2 separate regions of the Homo sapiens genome follow, and region 1 is linked to region 2. A link is an interaction called in ENCODE POLR2A ChIA-PET data of the cell type or tissue named here. Cell type or tissue: HepG2. All regions are shown on one strand. Each heading gives the region's core, and the rest is flanking DNA. Links, peaks and the distances in the headings are about the cores only.

What was found. ChIA-PET counts read pairs that join two places held together with the same protein. Peaks named below come from ENCODE experiments on the same cell type or tissue, not always from the same donor. Only the 100,000 strongest peaks of a DNase experiment are listed, where the experiment ranks them.
Region 1: POLR2A ChIA-PET joins it to region 2 with 10 read pairs; 3 of 35 experiments call an interaction of 5 or more read pairs at or near these places.

The regions. Positions count from the first base shown.
Region 1 is chr7:55,086,262-55,097,157 of GRCh38, reverse strand. The region is part of intron 1 of EGFR (epidermal growth factor receptor); the gene reads right to left. Among named protein-coding and RNA genes, the nearest start is that of EGFR, 73 kb to the right of the region's middle. In HepG2, for the core only: no CTCF peak of the experiment used is centred there; DNase peaks (open chromatin) are centred at 5,417 and 6,837.
Region 2 is chr7:55,172,200-55,183,091 of GRCh38, reverse strand. It overlaps EGFR (epidermal growth factor receptor), which reads right to left. Exons shown (of 28, transcript NM_005228.5): 17 at 9,968-10,109; 18 at 9,049-9,171; 19 at 8,272-8,370; 20 at 1,614-1,799. EGFR-AS1 (EGFR antisense RNA 1) reads left to right here. Exons shown (of 2, transcript NR_047551.1): 2 at 615-3,342. Among named protein-coding and RNA genes, the nearest start is that of EGFR-AS1, 11 kb to the left of the region's middle. RefSeq lists enhancers at 653-1,272, 1,273-1,892. In HepG2, for the core only: no CTCF peak of the experiment used is centred there; DNase peaks (open chromatin) are centred at 4,111 and 5,171; H3K4me3 peaks cover 3,227 bases.

The DNA of each region.
Region 1 (10,896 bases), core at 1,902-9,901, 88 kb after region 2:
GGGCAAGGCACAGAAATATGTATTTTGACAAACATCCTCAGTGGCTTCCTCACAGGTTAGAATTCTAGAGCCAGTGACTTGGGCTTCAGAAAGAGCACAGGTATGCAGCCTCGGGCAAGCCACAATTTCAATTCAGTCTCCTTACTAGGGAAAGGGAGCCAGGGATATGCGTGTGGAGGACAGGTGAGGAGCTGGGGGGGTAAGGAACGGACAGCACTTTCATTCCACTACTGTAGCTGCATTCCCCAAGCACATGTGCTAGCCTCTGTATTTTAATATAGAACCTCGGCTGCACCTCCCATGACTCCAGGAGGGACCCTGTGCCCTTCCCTGGCTCCAGCAAGGGCACAAACCGCTCTGCGCCTGCGCCCCTGCAAGCTGGCAGGGGCTGACAGGTGCTGTGGCAGGGCCTCTGCTGCAGCGTGAGGGAGCCATGGGTGGGGAGTTTCTTTTCAGTGGGACCAACACGTGTCCACTTCATAAAAGTGGCCGTGCGGCAGTTCCCACAGGGCTGCGTGGCCGGGAACTCCTGGTCAGTCACTTTATTTCAGAGTGGAAAAACATTTTGGCTTCCTAGATCCCTGAGATCCTGACACTTCCTGTCTTCCTAGAAGTAAAATGGCCATAAACAGAACTTATCACAGGTGACCTCTGGCATCGTATCCCCATCGCCTGATGTTATTTTTACAAGGCAGCCGAAAAGATAGCAGGATTTCAAATCTGGCCCTGCCGTTCTGCATTGCATGTGCAGAGGTCTAGTCCACAGGCCGCCACAAAGTTAACTCAGCAGCAAATTTAAACACATGGGGTACACATCACGGAATTCTTAATCATGACCAAGCACCTGGTGAACACAACCGGAGAATTAAAAATCTGAGGTATGTGTATCAGTGTGCCTGAGAAGATTTTGAAGAGAAAAGGCTTAGGTGGGGTCTGGGAATGAGGTAGAAAGGGCTGCAGTTGGAGCCAGAGGGCCTGGGATACGCTTTTGTGCTGAACTCACCTCAAATCGAATCTTCACTTTCTCTTCTATAAAAAGTGGAGAAAAACAAGGCTTCTTTCACTCCTCCTGAACTAGCTAATATTACTTTATCTTTATCTCTTTCTCCTCCTGAACTAGCTAATATTACCTTATCTGCACGTGTGTGCCTGTGTGTGTCTGTGTGTCTCTGTGTGTGCCCGTGTCTGTGTGTATGTCTGTCTGTGTCTGTATCTGTGTCTCTGTGTGTATCTCTGTGTATTGTATGTATGTCTCTCTGTGTGTGACTGTGTGTATCTCTGTGTGTTGTAGGTATGTCTCTGTGTGTCTGTGTGTATCCCTGTGGGCTGTGTGTATGTCTCTCTGTGTGTGTGCCTGTGTGTATCTGTGTGTCTCTGTGAGTGTGTCTCTGTGTGTGCCCATCTGTGCGTATGTCTGTGTGTGTGTGTGTGTGTGTCTGTGTGTATCTCTGTGTGCTGTGTGCGTGTGTCTGTGTGTATTTCTGTGTATTGTGAGCATGTCTGTGTGTAACTCTGTGTGTTGTGTGTATGTGTTTGTATCTGTGTGTGTCTGCATGCAATCCTTTGAGTCTATAATTAATTCTCTCATTGCACATATCAGAGAATTGTGGTTCTAAAGGCGAAACTGGCCCACACTCCCAAGCTGCCCTGGGCAGGGAGCTGTGTGTTGAACCAGGACTGTCTCTCCCAAAGGACAGGGCCTAATTCAGGACCCACTGAAGCAGCTTCAGTAAAATGACTGTGGCACGCCTGCCTGTGAGAAGGCAAATAATGACAATGACAGTAATAACTGTCAACCTCATTGGGCCACTCTCCTCACTTAATCCTCACAACAGTCCAGTATCTTCCCCACTGTACAGAAAAGGATGCTGAGTTTTGAGAGGTTAAGTAACTTGAGCTTTTGAATGTCACATGGTGGAGGGCCAGTCGGACAGCAGAGAAGAGGGAAGGTGACCTGGCTTGCAGGGTTGCTCTGTGTCTTGCGGGACCTGCAGCTTTTCCAGCTTTTGCACTTAGACCAGAGCCCTGCAGGAGTGGCTTGGGCATGAGCTGTGCTAGCGTCAGGGAGAATCCACCTCTGTGTCCTTGCTTTCTTTAAAAGATGAATCTTTTAATCACTTTTATTAGGAGAAATAAAAACCAGCGATAAGAGAGCCCTGACATAAGGCTGCCGGTGCCAGGGATCACCTGGGTTCAGCACCTATGGAGAGGTTTATGGTTGCCGCTGCTGCACTGGGGCCTAACTGCCAAGGTCCAAAATGGTCCAAAATGTTTCTGTTAAATTGTTTTGGGTCTTTCTAGGTTTTAAGAAATATTTGTTTTACCTGCAAAAGAGCAGGATCTGTCTAGAGTCTGTACAGTAAACACAAGTGAAAATGTAATCCCATATCAATTAAGATGTATAGAAATACACCTAAAGCACTATGTATTTATTTCTTTTTACCCTACTTCTCTCAAAGTGGATCTGTGATGTCCATGTAAATGCAAAGTCTTGGAGTATCCAGCATATGTGAAAGGAGAAGTTAGAAAGGAAGTTGCTGGACTGTCTTGTCGTAAATTCCTCTTCTTGTTTTCACTGTGGACTCCTAGTAGAAACCCATGACCCAGATGTTCTCACTCCCTCCTCTGAGGTCACCTGTAATCTCCAACTCAAGGACTCTCCAAAAATCTGTGGATCAACTGCCTACATCTTAGGCCCTTGAAAACGTCTGGGCAACTGCGTCTCCTGACAGGATAGGCCAGTCTCCCCAGATGATCAGTGGGTGGCAGGAGGCTGCACAGTGAGGCCCCCCCTGCCCCCCGACCTGGCAGCCCACAGCTCAGGAAGAGTGCTCTGCAGGCTGCACAAACTTGGCTCTTGCACCAGGCAGCTGCGTGGATGACAGACCAAGAGCTATCTCTCCCAGGATAAGAAGCTGGATGCTGGGTGAAGCCAATTCATTTTTCTCCTCATCAGTCAGTGGAAACTCACTTCCACAGATTGATTTCCAAAGGAATAAATGATATCACCAGATGTCATCCTGTCAAGCAGCCCCCTTCAGAAAAAACTTTTCCTTGGTAATGGGGGAAATTTGACTTCAAGGAGGCAGTACACAGCTGTGTACAATGGGTTTCATCTTTTTACGTTACACACGCTCTACTGTGAGTTCTCAGTGGCTGCACTTCCCATCTCGCCTGCAGCTTTGCCACCATCACAACATAACTGATGCTTTACGAGGCCAATTTCATAGTGTCTGCTGGCACCTCTGCACTCCCTGAGCTACCAGTGACAGTTACGACAGGACCAGCTGGCTAAGCACCTGTGGCATCCAGGCATGATTCAGGCAGCCACACTGCCCGAGAGAAATGTATGGAAGTGAGACCTCGGATCACAGACTAGTTTCATCTCCCTAAATTAAGATAACTCCTTGCAAAACTAAGACAAAACAAAATGCCATCCACCAGCTAAAAGTTTCCATCAAAATTGGAATGAGTCTAAGTGCAGTTTTCACCTCAAAAATGACTTCCTTGTTATTTACAGTCCACAGATATGAACAGAAATGACCATTTCTATGAAAGAAGATTTTATGATAGGAAAGGACAAGGGAAGTAGGGCTGAGGCGCATCACGGTCGGGAGAAGGTCCTCATTCTGTTTACCATCACTGAGGACTGAGACGCGGGGCGAGCGGTGGGGAGGGAGGGCATGAATTCGCTCACACAGTCACCATGCCATTCATTGCTCACTCTACGATACTGATTTTTGGCTATAAATTGGCCACATTAGTGATTCCAAAACGAGGTAGAGTAAAAATGAACAGCACAATTCCCAACACAAAAGCAATTCCATTTTTAAAAAGCACAGAAAAATGATTTTCATCATTTCAAACACGGAAATCAGAACAAAAAAACATGGAAGGCAGTATCTATTCTCATGGGACATGACTGACAAGTGCATTTAAAGCTTGGTTCCAGCAGGAAGAGCTTACAGGCTTAGGCGCTGGAAGGAACCCAGCGGACCCCTGAGCTCATATTTTCTTCTAGATGTCAGTTAAGGAAATCAAGACAAACATAGGCTGAGTTTTCAAAGCCTCATTTCATTCTGGATTCTTTTGATTAAAATAGAAAGGCTCTTGTTTTGAAAATGCAGGGCAATCTAGGAAGAGGCACATAAAGTAGCCAATTACATGAACTCTGTCCATGTGGCTTTCAGACTTTAGAATCAATACTCTAATTGGTTATTCTTAAAAATGCTAGCAATAAAAAGCCCTCCAAATTCCTAATGTCTAATCCAATCTTGAAAGGGACAGATCTTTAGTAACATCATCAGAACCATATTTGTTATCTGCGAATTGCTGGAGATACGGTGCCGGTCCCACACCGCCCGCTGGCCCTGCCAGGAGCGGCTGACGCCGGGGCAGGCCGAGCTATCATTAGCCGGGCACAGGGATGATGTTCATCTGCCTGTCATGGTGCTCGGTGACATCTAATACTACGAGCTTGTTTTGATCTGGCGGAGAAGATATATGAAGTTGATTCCATAAAGCTATTTTGTTAAATAAAACAGCTTTCTTCAAAAACTGTCTTAACAATAATGTAATAAATATAGAAAAGAGGTCTAGGGAATGAAAATCAGAGTCATTTTATTTGCTGCATTTGTGGGGGTGGGTAAAATGTAAGAGGGTTGGGCTTTAAGCCTAGTTTTGATTGCAAGTGCCCTACACTATGAAATCACCAGGAAATTGGAGCCTGAATGTGGCCACTTAAGTGCAGGCCTCCAAGTGAGGCAGGGACTAATACCACTGATGCAAATCTTGCCAAAGTAATTAAGGCAAATGTTCAACCTGACAGGGAGCCACCCAGTCTCATCCTCTAGGGCACTCCTGGGCTTCTCAAATACATTGTAGGACTCAGCATCTAATTGAATTTTCAGACCAAATGCAAAAGGAAGGGAGGGCCGGTTTACAAAATTTCACTTGCCAATATTGTGCCGCAGAGCCTGTTTTCCTCCCCATTCTGTCCTGAGCAGAGCAGGAACCACAAGCAGCATGGAAGAACAGAGGTAGCCCGCATTAAACAGTTCTCTGAAAATTACAGCCTGCTATCCATTAAGCAGCTGTACAATCAAGTTAGTGGGCTGCAACCAGAATTTTTTTTTAAGGAGATAGAGTGGACTAGGAAATGCTAGGAGTAGATTAATCATTAATAAACCTTCATTAGAGCATGTATTATTTTGCCAAACTTTAGTTCTCTCTCTTTAGTTATCTCTCTCTCTTTCTCTCTCTCAGGGTGTGTGTGTGTGTGTGTGTGTGTGTGTGTGTGTGTGTGTGTGTTTACAGTGGGTCAGGGTTTGGATAAGTTGCTCTACGAGATGCCCTCTGCTTTGAAATCCTCTGAGTGTGAGTCTCCCCAGCTGCACACAGCTCCTCTGAGGCTGAAGTATCCTGCCAGCAACACAAGCCTGCCATTGTTTAAGTGCTACTCCTGGGCCCGGCTTGCCACTAGTCAGGACCAGATTTTAGAATGTAGTAGGGACTTGTATTGTCAATTAATGGAACTCTTTCCACCAATAGCTTCGACATGACATTTCTCAACTTATTCAACTCTCCCTGGCCTTACTCTCTGGAAGGTAACCAGGAAGCCTGTACTGTCGAAGGGAGGTGGGAGGGGTGTGGATAACTGCAGGCCCCACCCCCAACCCAACTGTGGCCTCCCCACACCCAGATGTGGCCCCCGCCACCAGCTATGGCTTCGCCTCTCATTCCCTGGCTGGTTACAAATCTTTGACTTACACATCTTTCACTGCATTAGGAACCACTATCACCAGAACCTTTCAAGATGGTAGTTTTCATCACTTTTTACCCCATAGTAGATAATTACAGATGAAAGACTGACTTATTTATCATATTTCATCATTGTAGCGCTTTTCCTGACATGACTGATCCTTTTCATTCAAAAGGCCCATTTTGCAAAGTTGAGGGCATCCTCTTTCAGAACGTGAAATTGTGCAAATCCAATACAAAACAAAACTAGAAATCGGGGTCTTTAAATTAGAAATTGGGGTGAAAATATTGTCACTATCACTTGCCAACTCAGCGATCTTGCACACTGGTACCTCTCAGGGACAGCTGAGAAGTCAGATGAGGTCAGGACAAAGTGCTAAACACAGTGCCTGACCCCCGGAGGAACATTGTATGTCTTGAAAAAGCAAAGTCACATTTAATAACAATCTCATATACAAAAGTATATTGTGTACATCATAAAATACCCAAATATAGGTTGGGTCCATCAACATCAGAATGCATTTTTCAGTTCTTCATGGTTAAAATGAGGATTTCTTCCACAAGTAGGAGTATTTCACTTTTTACTAGCCTCATTCCTGAAGCCAAGATGATTGTCTTTAGAAGAAAGATGTTTTTAAAATGATAAGATATATTTTGAATTTCCAAACAGTTAGTTACATATGGCTTTCTCAACAGACAAGCCTGGCCATTTTTTGGCATCTCAGGCTGTATGTCTGAGCTCTGATTTTCAATCAGGGTTTAGTACGGTATTTTTTAAGAGATTAGGTGAAACTTTCAGGTCATAAGATTTATGGTTTTAGTAAATCATGTGCTTTCTACCCTTTTAAATGCCTTCATGTTATGCTTTAACATCTATTTTGTTATTATATCTGAATCCTAAATAATATGGCCAAGTCAAGAAAATCTACACATAGGACCTTGAAGAAGATTCATGTGGCAGCAAAAGACCCAGGGTCTGGGAAGGGGCCCGAGGTCAGGGGCTTTTTGGCTGTGTGACCTTGGCTGGTGGCCTTTGTACTGCCAGCTTTTTCATCAGCACACAAGCGCTGTGTACCCTGGAGATCATTTGAAGTTCTTTAAAAAACAGAAAAAGGACCTGGTCATCAAAACTAAAAATGCACGTACAGCTCCTGAAAACATGAAGCACTTTGGGAAGCCGAGGTGGGTGGATCACGAGGTCAGGAGTTTGAGACCAACCTGACCAACATGGTGAAACCCTGTCTCTACTAAAACTATAAAAATTAGCTGGGCGTGGTGGCACGTGCCTGTAATCTCAGCTACTGAGGAGGCTGAGGCAGGAGAATCACTTGAACCCGGGAGGCAGAGCTTGCAGTGAGCCCAGATTATGCCACTGAACTCCAGCCTGGGCAACAGAGTGAGACTCCATCTCAAAATAAATAAATAAATAAATAAATAAATAAATAAATAAATAAATAAGTAGCATCACCTAGGCTCACATAGGTGAATTTGAACTGAATGAGTCCTTTGAGCAGCTTGTATTGACAGGAAAGAGGGCATCCTGCATAGCTGGTTAGAGGGAGGCCCCAAGAAGCAAATCCCGTGTGGTGGTCTCCAAGCCTGGCTGGAAAGAAACATGGGCTCCGGCAGGTTAGGGAAAGGTGAGAGGTGGGTCTGACTTTTGGATCATGTTTCAGACAAACCACAATGGAAAACACATTTTTGAGACAACTGGAGATGTGTCAGTAGGCTGGTTGTTGGGTAACATAAGAGATTTATGGCTAATTTTTAAGTTCGATGACAGCATTGTGATTATGTTTTAAAAATCATGCTTTTAGAGATTCATAACCATGAAACGGAGATAGTGTTGTGTGAAAGGATGGGATTTCTTGGATGAGACATGACTGGCCTTAAAATAGTTCAGAAATGGAAGGACAGATGTGGAAGAAAACAAACTTGATGATTTGGGGTTCTGGATATATATTAAAACTTATTCAAATAACTGAAAATTTAAAAATTCCTCCATTGAAAATCCTATTTGAATGGCACCCTCTGCCAGGCCTCCCTAGCAAGCCCTCCTTTGCGTGCACAGAGAAGTACGTATGAACAGTGCCCAGTGTACGGGCTGCAAAGCCCAGAACAAGCTAAATCCCCTTTTTAGTGACAGCCTCACAGAAGATGAGGGAGCCATTACATGCATAGGCTGACTTACACGTACTTCAGTTCAAAAAGCTCTCAAGCAAAGTAAAATTAAGTTAAAAAAAAGCAAGAGGCAAAACAATATGTATGAATGACATAAGCTCATATATACAAAAATATAAACAAAACCTAAATGATCGACCTTTATTTGTACATATATTTGTATGTATGTAAAATACACAGAAAAAATGCTGGAAGGATTCTTCCACAACTCTTGACAGTGGAGTGAAAGCATGGTTCTTGCTTTTTACCCTCTAATTTCCTGAAATCATTATACTTTTTACAAAGAGGAATATTTTTGCATGATGTACGTAAAATACAGCCAAATAAATAAGTAAGTAGAGACAAAAAATGATGGAGGGCGTGGGAGATGAGGCAGGGAGGCTGGATGGCCAGTCTCCAGAACTTGATGTTTTCATCGTCAAAGGGACAGGACTGAGTTGGATAACATTTTGGTTTCAATTGCGAAGGCCTTTCATTCCAGAAAGAAAACAGTGTCAGCATTACAGCCATGGGTTGACACATGGTTAAGGTCCCATTAGCAGCACGATGGAAGCTCCCCTGATAATCACAGGGAAAGCCAAATGACGGGAAAGGTCGCATGCCCAGAGGAACTCCCCTGTAATTTGTATTGTAATGAATTATTACCTTAACACAAGCATGTGCCAGGCATCTAATTTGCAAGTGCGGATGCCTGGCAGTTGACTTTAAAATCACTCTGGAATTATCCCTGTATAATCTGAACAACCAGAAGTGTGACCAGGGCTTTACCAAAAGGGAGTTGCACAAAAGGGTAAACTGCAGACTGGGAAGTTCCATGAACATGGAGGTACTGGACGCACCACGCTCTTTTTCAGGAAGAAGTCCTACACACATTTTCTGCGTCTGTTTTATAGACTGGACTGTGCACTCTTTCATGGGGCTCTTTGTGCGAAGGGGGCCTCCCCCATCCGCTCCTACCTTCAGCGTAGGGCCAAGTCCAAGTGGAATACAGCCTCTGAAAACATGGCTGCTTCTCACACTCCTGGGAGCCAGACCACTGCTCCTTTCCATGTACCTCAGGCTTTGTGGGGGCTTTTTATTCAGGTGGGAGAGAAATGGGCACTGGGGCAGGTGTGGTAGATGCCAAAGAAGTGAGAATGTGTGTGTGTGTGTGTGTGTGTGTTTATACCCTGAATTATATCAGAATGGAAGAAAGGAAATAGTATGTCCATCTGTTATCTCCTCTGTGGGCCTACCTCAATTAGCCACCAACACACATACACACCTGTGCTGCCTTTGATGAAGGAATTAAGAAGGCCCAAAGTGACTCATGTCACTTCCTTTCTGTGGCCTGCAACTCCAAAAGGAGAAGAGGAGAGGACGAGGGAGGGTGGGAAGGCCATTGCTCCTGGTTCCGGGGTGCCTCTCCCCTTGCCTGCTCAGGTTCCTGTAGGCCTCAGCTGTTGGTCAGTCCTTTCCACATCTTCGAGGAGACTCTGCCTGACAGGGCTGGCTAGAAGCTGGGTGCCTGGGTGTTCATGCTCTAATAAACCCAATCGGGAAGTTTCCAACTCATCACAACATCACAAAGAATGTGCAAGAAAATGCCGACTCTCTTATTTCTCCTTCAAAGTTTGATTAATGATTCTAGGAGGAACCAGAAATCCTTGGTGCCAATCAAACACATTTTGCCATACCTTTTAAACATTTTACACACAACCCATGTTTCATGAAAGCATGGCTCTTATCCCTTCGGGTGCATAGAATAAGACTGCCGGATAGAATGTTTCTGAGACCTGCTCTCTAATATTCTAACTCAGTAGGCCCTACGCAGGGCCTGAGAATGTGCATTTTCAGTAAGTGCCACTGCTGATGTTGATCAGTTCTCTAAGAAATTCTGGGTTAGCTATGGGATTATAAGCATATCCTCAGAGTACAGGTTTTTTTTTTTTTGTTTTTTTTTTAACAATTGAGAAACTACTTAAAGTGAACCTAAAATGGTGTGAGCCTGAAGTGCTTGCTGGGCAGCAGACAAGCTTTGCCAGCCTTGTGTTCTCAGTGGAAATGCAGCATCCGAGCCATCCTCTCTTCCCCCCGCTTGTGGTCAGCTCTAAATAGCACACTCACAGCGCGGGGGGAAAATATTTTTCCCTGTTTCAAGTGGGCAGTGGAAGTAGTGAAAGCCTAAGTAAACTCTGACCAGTAGATAATGGGCCATTATAACTCTGGATGACTTCCTGAATGACCCTGAAAAATGACTTCTCATTTCCTGCCTGCAGAAAAGAGAAATATTAAGATAGTGTTGTGTGCAAAAAAATGCAAGCTTGCAATGAGAGATGCAGAGCGTGAGGGAGAGAGGCACGAGGGGGTGGAGAAAAAAGACAGAGAATTTGAGGTTGACTCACGGCTTTGAAGGGAAAACAAGAAGAGGAAGAAAGTCTGTTCTCCCATGGGTCGTCAAACCCCACACTTCACACATCTTTCCCATGGGGCTGCCAGCTGCCGCCACATCACAGCTGTGCTGCCACCCAAGTGTGCCGCCTCCACAGCGGGAGCGACCTAAGCGTGGCCACCTCTGCCTCTGGAGGGCCTGCCTGCTGGCCAGCGGTGGCCGCCCCAGACCCGGGTGACTGGGCAGCACAGTAGCCCGCCTGGGCAGGGCATGAAATTAACGAGGCAAAAGAAGCCACAGAGAGATGAAAGCATAGAAGAAAAAAAGTCACCCTGCAGCTCAAATTAAAACAGAAAACTCTGCTGCTATACTTGGTCTTATTCCAAGAAGCTGCCAGGAAAGAATTGACTCACAGAAAAGCCACAGCTTCATTTTTTCCCATACTCAAGTGATATGTCTTTCCAGGGCTTTTTTCTTCAAAGGGAAAGGGAGCAAAATAACCTCACTTTTCTGCATTACCATAGACTATCTTATATAATTTTTTTACAGCCTGTAATGGCTGGTTGAGATACCAGCTGACAGTG
Region 2 (10,892 bases), core at 1-8,000:
CCAGAAGCCAGAGAGGCAGGAAGGATCCTCCTCAGAACCATTGTGGGAGCATGGCCTTTTAGACACCTGGCCTCCAGAGCCAGGAGGGAATAAAGCTGTGCTATGTTGAGCTACCAAGTTGGTGATGATTTGTTGTGGCAGTCTTGGGAAACAAATGCAGCCACACACAGAAATAACAAGCACCTCCCAATAAAAAGAGGCCCTGGCATCCGAGGCACACAAGACCCTCTCCCAGGACCACTGTCTAACAACAGTGATAGGAGTGTTCTACTCTGTGGCCCGGGTTATGACCATGAGAATGGCAAAAATATTCAGTGATTTTTGTGCTCAGAGAAGCATGAGCGCTCCCCACTTCCTGGGGTGCTGGGGGCCGCCTGTGGCTGCAGCTGAGATATCAATGCCCGATGATGCTGGAGTAAAAGGGGCTGTGCAGGGTGTGCTGCTATCTGGTTATCCTGGGAGGTGGTCCCTGCTTCTACAATGCGTCCCAGGAGCTCTGCCATGGGAAGGAGCTTACCCAAGCACCACGGCTCCCAGCAACAGCCTGCCTGGTGGTGTCAAGGGCAGATGCTGGCATAAGAGCGCTCCAGATGTTTTTGTTTGTCTTCTTGTAGGTCACCTTTTACATCTGCCTGGAGTTGGGTGAGCGCCTCACGAATGACTCGGCAGGACTGACTGCCACTGCTAACCAGGCGGATGCAAGCAATGAGGAGGACCTGCCCAGGCCGGGTGGGTGTCTGCTCCCTCCCTCTGGTCCCTGGCACATCTCTGGACCCCCTGCCCTGCTGTCGGAGAGAGATGACGGGCAACGGCGTATTCTCAGAGACAGGGCCTGCCTGCAAATCCTTTAAAGTCAATGGGATGAAATGTATACCCATTGTTAGAAAAAAATAGGACTTAGCAAGTTGAGTGCAAATAACTGATGCAAGACTGGGATGGAGATGGGAGGGGTTTGGGGCAAAAGCAGAAGTCTTTCTGGGTCCGCACCAGCTGTGAAATACCTGGCTTGTTGTTCTGTGCCTGTCTCCAGCACCCAGGCAGGGCTACCTGACCACTCTGCTCTCTCAGCCCCGCCCTGGCTCTGGAGCGAGCCTGTGGAAAGGGGGACACTTAGCCAAGGCCCCAGCCACATAGCAGCAGCAGCTGCGCCCTCTGTCAGCTCCTTGCACCTCCTCACTGGGCCTCCTGCAAGGCACCTGCTCCACTCCACCACTATCACCTGGGTCCTCCTGGCCTTGGCCTGGCTTGCTTACCTTGTTATCAAGTCCTGAATGGGGGAAGCAATATTCCTTCTCCACTACAAATCACCACAGTATTCACAAAGAATTCCAGAGAAATAAGAACAGAGACATCAGACCACACTGAGCACTCAATAAAGAGAAAATTCTTCAAAGGTAGCTGATTGATGAGAGTTTCCACATGCAGATGGGACAGGCACTGATTTGTGCACAAGAAGATCAACTTGATTGAATCCAAAATAAAGGAATGTGTGTGTGCTGCATGCACGCACACACATATCCCCATGGCAAACTCTTGCTATCCCAGGAGCGCAGACCGCATGTGAGGATCCTGGCTCCTTATCTCCCCTCCCCGTATCTCCCTTCCCTGATTACCTTTGCGATCTGCACACACCAGTTGAGCAGGTACTGGGAGCCAATATTGTCTTTGTGTTCCCGGACATAGTCCAGGAGGCAGCCGAAGGGCATGAGCTGCGTGATGAGCTGCACGGTGGAGGTGAGGCAGATGCCCAGCAGGCGGCACACGTGGGGGTTGTCCACGCTGGCCATCACGTAGGCTTCCTGGAGGGAGGGAGAGGCACGTCAGTGTGGCTTCGCATGGTGGCCAGAAGGAGGGGCACATGGACCCCTTCCAGGTGAAGACGCATGAATGCGATCTTGAGTTTCAAAATACGTACTCATGGAGGAAAAGCTGTGCCTGCAAAAGACCTAGCACAGGGACGTTTACGCAGGGCTGTGAAGTGACAGATGCAGTGGGAGAGGGCCCCTCCTGGGTGCATCTGGGGATTCCCCATGACAGAGAGGCCCAGGCAACAGTGGCCATGAGGAGCACATTGGATAAAGGAGGAGTCGGAGTCACCTGATCTCTGAGTTTGGGAACTGATAGTATCTTTGTTATGAAGACCTCCGCCTCAAGGTTGAGGATGCTGTGTTTTAAAATATCATGAGGGCCTGTAGGAATCTGTGTGGGGTCCGGAACACCCTGGGTAATGACTGACCCTGCACATCAGGAACGCTGGCTGTGGGTGCTGCAGAGGACAAGCGATGGAGAAGGCATCCGGGGAGCACCGAGCCAGCAGGGAGAAAGGCCTCCCTTCCCCACAGGCCAGGCTTGGCCCTGACTGTGCTCTGGGAAATGGGTGGGCATTTGGGCTGGGGACCCTGCCCACAGCACCTCTGCAAAGAGTAGCTGGATAAGCTCTTTCAATAGACCAGTCCCAGGTTTTGAAATGGACAGAGCATTCAATCTACAGTGACTAAAGGCTGCCTGGCTGCCCGGGACCCATTTCTAAAGAGAAGTGGTCTCTCTGTGCTGTGCCCCCAGGCTCCCTATGGGAAATCCATGCTGCACTGAGTCAGGCATCTGCTGCCCTGCTAATTCCGGCTGGCTGCCAAGGCAGGGGCCTTCCTTTGACAGAGCCATAAATACAGACTTTATTTTAACCCTTCTGCTATTCTTGGGCTGAGGAAGCTAAATTTATTTGCAATCAGGCACACAATGGGGCCCTCTTTTCTGTCTGACTGAGAATGAGGGAATCCCCAATTTCCACCCATAAATTCTCTTTCTCTTTAAAATACAAATGGTGGTGACCTTTTATTCAGATATGGAAAAGAACACACAGACTGTAGCAGAAAGCATCCACAGCTGCTTTTCACATCTCAGCAATGCCTATGTTTTGAGTGTGGACTTGGGCAAGTTAGTTTCTCTGCAGAAGTGAACACACTGAGCCAGGCTCTGAGATAGGGTGCTGCTCCAGGGTGCCCGGGCAGGTCAGGAGCAACAGGCTGGCGGGAGGCAGGGTGGAGATAGGAGACAGGAGACAAAGGCAAGGTGGGGCGAGGGGACACAGACAGTGGACCCTCAGTATCTGGGGAATTGGTTCCAGGACCTCCCTTAAATATCAAAATGTGAGGATGCTCAAGCCCCTGATATAAAGTGGCACAGCATTTGTGTGTAACCTACAGACATCCTCCCATCTACAGCATCTCCTGATTACCTATAGTACCTAATACAGTGCAAATGCTATGTGAATAATTGTTATGCTGTATTGTTTAGGGAATAATGACAAGAAAAAAAGTCCGTATATGTTCAGTACCGATGCAATTTTTTTCCCCAACGTTTTTCATTGTGGTTGATTGAATCCATGGATATGAAACTGCAGACATGGAGGGCAAACTGTAAATATTTACTAAAATACAAATATGCTCACACGCTTTCCTTGCCCTAAACCCTGCCCTGGCCGTCCCTGTTCCTGGGAAGCCCCGAGGCTGACTGCCCTCCTCCCTCCAGCCTCTGGTCCTCCTGCCCACCTTCTCCCCAGGAGAGCTTCCCTCCACCCTTACCCACGGGAGAACCTCTGTCCCCAGAACCCACCTCCTCCTTCCTTAGCAGACTCTTTCTCAGAGGAGCCTTCCTCGACTCTTCAATCTAAATGAAACTCTCCTGGTATCTTGCAGTTTTTCCTTCAGAAAGCAGCCTCAGCATTGCCTGGGAACCTTTTAGAGCCACACATTCTTGGGTCCCGCCCCCAGGCCAAGAGGGTGAAATGCAGGAGACAGGCCTAGCCTTCCATATGAACAAACCCTCTGGACTCTGAAGCTTGATGAAGCTGAAGAGCCACTGCTTTGAGGCAGTCATCATAATCTGTACTTAAATATTTGTGTGATTTTAAAAATACCCTCCCCACCAAGTTTTTGAGGAAAGAACGGCTTGGTCAGCCCCTAGCACACGCTTAGGGTCTAGCTGGCGCTCTGCAGTGTCGGATCACCCGGCACACACTTGCTCTTACGTTGACTCAAGTCTCCGCCCCGTATCTGTTGGCAAGTACGTGGCAAGTGCTCTGAGGGCCTGGACCTTTGCTTCTTCAACATTCCAGCAGGGACTAGGGCAGATCTAGGCACATACCTACTTCAAAACTGTCAGGGTTGAACTGTACTGAAGTCATGAAGGTCAAAGACTCAAAGCAAGTCAAAGTCCAGGCCACTTGCATTCAAGACAAACAAACAAAAACTATAGCTTTAAATATTTCCTGCAGAGTGTTTAGGCTCTCTATTTTCAAGGAGAGTGTGTGTTATTTTCCTTTTATATTCTAAAGATAATGCCACAATTTTAAAGAAGAGAGGAGATATTTAATATCTGTGGACTCAGTAGATATTGAAAATATCCCTTTAACTTGGATAAGTGCTTGTTTATAAAAAGTCAGAACTGGACAGGGCCAGGAAGCGTATTTTGTCTGAGGTCACTGTAGTCAGAGGGTAAGCTGAGGCTGACGAGGTGAACGGCCCACCTGAGGCCACCCTGAGCAGGGTCAGGTCAGGCCCACAACCAGGTCTCCTGACCCTGGCTCCCTCCATGGCCCACTGCTCACCCCAATGGGTCGGAGGCGCCCCAGGTCCTCTGTGTGAAGGCAGCCTGTGGGGCCTGTTGGGTGCTCCAGTTAACAGACTTTAGACGTGGGAGACACACACACAGTACACCTAGAAATCTGTTTTGCGTTCCCTTCCATTGCCTACCCTAAATTTAAACTGGAAAGCCTATGAAAATTTAATACGCCATGGGATTGCCAGAAAGCACAAATCACATCTCTCCCCCGGAGTCTGGGAAGCTGTACAACCATAACACCAAAGAAACCCTCTGGCTCTTCCTATTTTCTCAAGATCTGGTTGAGACTTGAAAACATATTGTATTCATTTGAGAGGGAAGAAAAATCTGCAAACCAGAGCAGTTTGAGCAGCCCATCTGCTGCAGGGCCTCGCAGGGCTGACCTGGGGCTGGGAATGGGGAGCAGAGCGGGGGGCGTGGGTGTCGGCCACACAGAGCCTGGAGCCCCGCCAGGCCCCATCCTACTAACATCTGATAGACCCACTGGGCCATCACTTCCTCCCCACCCAGCAGGCACAATGGGAACGCTGTTCAGTCGTGTGTCCCGTTCGGTGTACGCAGAAGCTAAAGCGAGCTTTGTTCTCGGCTGTTTGTCTTGGAAGTAGTAAACGTGCACCGTGACCTACAGCAAGCATGCTTGGTATTCCACAACAATCTTCGTGGAGCCCCAGCACCCACAGGCTGGCAGGCAGAGCGCACAGTTGGAGCCCCCATGGCTCCTAGCCCAGTCCCACCGCAGGAGTGTCCCTGAGGCTTTGTGACCTTGAAAGCCTGTTATTTTGTCCTAACTGCTGACATGACTTTTGGTTCCTTCCTTCTGGCTTGTCTCTCTCATCTGTGAATGGCTCTACCGTATGAATTGGGATTCCACTAGCTCTTGAACTCCTTAAGGAGAGGTGTACGTCCAGCCTTATGAATGAAGGGCAGGTGTCCCCTGCATTTTAAGAACTTTACTCATTCACTAAGCCACTGCTAGCAACATGGAACTGGGGCTGCAGTGTGTGTGCCGGCTGTGGGGGCCTGGTGTCTGCAGGGGAACGTGAGTATGGAGTCATTGCTGCCGTGCATGCGTGCATGTGAGTCTTTCTAAGAGCACACATGGCCCCATGAGCTGTCCTGCCACAGGATTAAGGTGCTATTTAACTCCCTGTTGAAATTGGCCTGGGCACTGCTGGCTTTTGCTTTCTTTACCAGAAAGTGCCTCCTCCAGCTTCCCCCTCTCCATCCCAGTGTGGTGCCCTGCCCGCCAGGATTGCTGGTGAGGCCTGGGCAGCCTGAGCTGCAGGACAAACCACAAACCACAGGCTTCAGGGAACACTCCAGGCTTGTCGCCCTCTGACTGCAGCAGACATGACATCCATCATTGGAGAGGAGGGGGGACATGGCCGCAGTGAAGAAACATGGGGCAAGGAAATAAAATGATGGAGGGGGAAGAGGGGATGAGGAGACAGGACAAGCAGGAGGCCAAACTGAGCTTTCTTTTATTTCTTTTATTTATTTAATATATTTAGGGATATATATATATTTAGAGAGAGATATATATATATTTAGAGAGAGATATATATTTAGAGATATATATCTCTAAATATATATAAAATATATATAAATCTCTAAATATATATCTCTCTAAATATATATCTCTCTAAATATATATCATATATATTTATATATCTAAATAACTATATACAGAGTATATATAGATATCTATATTCAGATATATATAGGTATCTATATTAATATTTATATCTAACTATTTTTTTGAGCAGGGTCTTGCTTTGTCACCCAGGCTGGAGTGCAGTGGTGAGATTTTAGCTCACTGCAGCCTAGATCTCCTGGACTCAAGCCATCTTCCCATCTCCTGAGTGGCTGGGACTACAGGCATGAGACACCACACCCAGCTAATTTTTTATTTTTTGTAGAGACTGGGTCTCAGTATGTTGCCCAGGCTGGTCTCAAACTCCTAAGCTCAAGGGATCCTCCTGCCTCAGCCTCCCAAAGTGCTGGGATTACAGGCGAAAGCCACCATGCCAGGCCCATGGACGCTTCAGATGTTGGGTGCACTTAACTTTTAAGCCTTGACCTTATCTATCTTCTACCCCATTTCCAACTCCACAGAAGCATATTTCCTCCAATTAAAAGGTCCTGGGGGCACTTTTCAGTGAACACTGCTTCCTTCCCAAAGCACAACTATTGTCTTAGAATACATCCAAACCCTCCTCACACTGCATTTATAAATACCACTGAAATTCACATTTCAACATGATTTTGTATAATTTATTAGAATGTGTTGAATGAATAAAAAATGAATTAAGGAAGCAAATTGTGCACAAAGATTTTCCTACACAGCACAGGTGAGGGGCCAGAGATTGTAAGTGAAAGGCTTCACAGATTGCCCGTCTTCCTGTATTTCTTGTGGTTATGTTAATAGACTTAACATTTTGTTACTAGGACTTGACTCAATTTGTAAACCGTTAAAATGAAAGCTAATTTTTCTTGATAAGTATATCATCAATTTTACAGATTTTTTATTGTATTATATCAATTCATCATCTTTCATTTAGAAGTATATCAACATGGGATTTCCCCTACTATAATAAAAGGAAGAAAAGCTGCCCAGAGAAAATTAAACTGTAGATTTCCTCCAATTAAAAAATTGTATCTTAAGACATTTTTATAAAGGCCCATGTTCTCTTTACTTGCTATGTATTCTGTGGGTTAGACATGAGGCGGAGGATATTACTCTCTGGCTTTTGTCCTTCTTGGCTGTAAGATCAACTAAATTCTCTAGAGTTTTGAGGTAATAAGTCAGCCATTTTTCCTTTTCCTCGATTCTGCTTCCCTAGTCCGCTGCCTGAGCCCCTTGACCTCCTCTTTCACTTGCTCTGTGTTGGGACAAGAGCAAAGGTTTCCACCAACTCACAGCAAGCCCAGGCCAGTGTAGAAGAGGCTCTGTCAGACTCCAGCCAGCATCTTCCCACCACTGGCTGGGGAAGGCCCAGAGAAGGTGGAGAAAGTTCAATAGAATTGGTAGTAAGAAGATAACAATAATCTTGTGGAATTTTCCAAGAACTTATTCCACAAAGTAACAATCAACAGACACTGGAGAAGAATGTGAATTATTCTGAGAGAAAGTACAGAAGGTGGGCAACAGTTTATAGACTGCACGCCATCATATTCTAGGCACCTTTAAAAAAAGCCATTTCAAAGATGAGATAACTTGGTGGAGTGAATTGAATGCAAGTTTCAGAGTCAGAAATAACAAGGGGCTTAAACCCTATCCCAGCCATATAAGGGTCAGCCAATTTCTTTATGCCTCCATTTCTTCATCCAAAAAATACCAAAAACAATACCCATGCTCCAGGCTCACCAAGAGCACTCACTCATCATGCGTGTCAAGAAACTAGTGCTGGGTAGATGCCAGTAATTGCCTGTTTCCAGCCTTTTGGGGTGGATACCAGCATGGGAGAGGCCAGTGCTGTCTCTAAGGGGAGGGAGTTATACCCACTAGAGCTAGAAAGGGAAAGACATAGAAAGTGAACATTTAGGATGTGGAGATGAGCAGGGTCTAGAGCAGAGCAGCTGCCAGACATGAGAAAAGGTGGGCCTGAGGTTCAGAGCCATGGACCCCCACACAGCAAAGCAGAAACTCACATCGAGGATTTCCTTGTTGGCTTTCGGAGATGTTGCTTCTCTTAATTCCTTGATAGCGACGGGAATTTTAACTTTCTCACCTTCTGGGATCCAGAGTCCCTATGACAGAGAGAGAAGGAAGACGTTAACTGGCAATTGTGAGATGGTGCCACATGCTGCCCAGTGATCTGGGTGGATGTTACCAGCGATGCACCCCGAAGGTGAGGGACACTGGGGCTGTGGAGCCGCACCTAAGGCTGATATTGCTGGGGGCTGTGACGCCCCCGCAGCCCTGCAGCTGTTGGGCTCCACGAATCACACTGATTATTTAGATAAAAGAATCTCAAGCTTGTAAAGCCTGTTATAAAGTCCGTGTGGATCATTTCATCCAGAATTTAATGATGCTGCGTCTAGGCCTAACTGAAATCAGATTTCATGCAAAGAGGATCTAGAAGAAGCAAACGAAGATGAGCCCATTTCAGCTGGGCTGCATTCTGATGCCGTGCGGTGAGAGGCGGCCCTCCTCCCGCCCTGTGCTGCACCCCATGGCAAGGTCAATGGCCCCTTTCATAAAAATGCCTTTGGTCTGTGAATTGGTCTCACAGGACCACTGATTACTGTGGTTATAAAAGATTTCCTCTCAATAACTTGGGAAAAACACTGGAGTTTCCCAAACACTCAGTGAAACAAAGAGTAAAGTAGATGATGGAAATATACAGCTTGCAAGGACTCTGGGCTCCCCACCAGACCATGAGAGGCCCTGCGGCCCAGCCCAGAGGCCTGTGCCAGGGACCTTACCTTATACACCGTGCCGAACGCACCGGAGCCCAGCACTTTGATCTTTTTGAATTCAGTTTCCTTCAAGATCCTCAAGAGAGCTTGGTTGGGAGCTTCTCCACTGGGTGTAAGAGGCTCCACAAGCTGGGGGGGACAAGAACACAGAGACAAGGGTCACCTCAGCCCTCACCATGCTGGAAAGCAGTGCCAGACATGGCCCAGCAGGGGGACCAGCAGCCACGGCATGGGCTTGGGTGCCAGGACACGGCACTTGCCAGCTCATTTGGAAGGACAAATGTACGCCTTCTCTACAGAGCTTGACAGAAGTTGGTAGAAACACAGGCTCTGATACAGGTGTTCTTTAACTGAACAGCTACCTTTCAACAAACACAATTTCTATGTCTGTTTCCACGCCTATTAACTGGATTGAAAACTCCGGTAGGGAAGTTGTGCATGGCGGTCGTTTGGTTGGGGCACATCACACGCGCTTATGCTTATGAGCCGCTGGGTTGCTCTTTCCAGAGAACATGGCTTCCAGCACAGGACTGGGCTGTGGCGAAGTCCATCATGGACAAAGCCACTGTGTGGACAATGGTGTTTTCCAAAGCAGGAATCTCTCGCCTTCGCCACAGTGCCAGCATGGGATCAACAGCCAGGCTTCCTGGCCTCCCTCCTATGCACACACAGGCACCGGGTCCTAAGCAGATGCCACACAGCTTTGTGGACATTGAAGGGTGCAGCCTAGAAACATTGCCATTTCCTCGGATGGATGTACCAACATGTCACCAACTGGGTATAACTGCACATTCAGAGATTCTTTCTGCATCATAATACAATTATGTATCTAACATACACAACTGCTAATGGCCCGTTCTCGGGGCTGGCCCTTGTTCCTGTCGGGGTGCGAGGGCTCCTGAGCCCACCCAGGACTGGCACTCACCTCCCTCTCCTGCAGCAGCCTCCGCAGCGTGCGCTTCCGAACGATGTGGCGCCTTCGCATGAAGAGGCCGATCCCCAGGGCCACCACCAGCAGCAAGAGGAGGGCCCCCACCATCCCAGTGGCGATGGACGGGATCTTAGGCCTGGAATGAGGTGGAGGAACAAGGAAGGGTGAGGTTGCTGACAGATTCCATGGCCTTGGCACTCAACACGCCCCTGCATGTTTCAGTGCACTGACATCTTGTAGAATGATCTTGGAAAGTGAGACACTATGTAGCTTCTAAAAGGAGAAAAAACAGGCTTCTAAGGCAACGTTTCCAACTTTCTCAAGCTCTCCCCAGTCCCCTACCAGGCACACTTTTCCTCATTTTTTAAAATTGAGGCTTTATCTGGACCTCTCCATATAATGAGTATTTTTCAATTTGTTGATTAACAAAATATGATTCAAAAAATAACTTAGACTTCAATAATGCTTTTTCATGGATTGGTATTTTGTTCATTCCAAGAGTATTTCCATGCAATTGAAGTGCCATAGTCCATACACATGGACCAGGCACTGCCTCTGGCCAGGCTGGGTGAAGGGACTTTTTGGCAATGCTGAGACTCCTCTGGGTCCTTGGCTTTTAAGATGAGCACATGGATTGTGTGAAATACTCTCTGAACGAGCTTGAAAGGGGTTATAAAGGAATAGGATTCAGACATAGAAAGCATCATTGTGATGAGTGATGTCATCATGCAGCCTCAGACTGTAGGGTGCATTTAATCCTCCCTCCCACAGAGGTCATGTCTAGTTCCAGAGAGAGGAAACCAGAAGCCACATGTGCCAGCTCACTAGAATACCGTAAGATATAAAGAATCATTTGCTATGGAGCGCATATCCATAGGGCGCCACAAGAGTAAGGGCGGGTGAACAGGAGGAGAAGAAA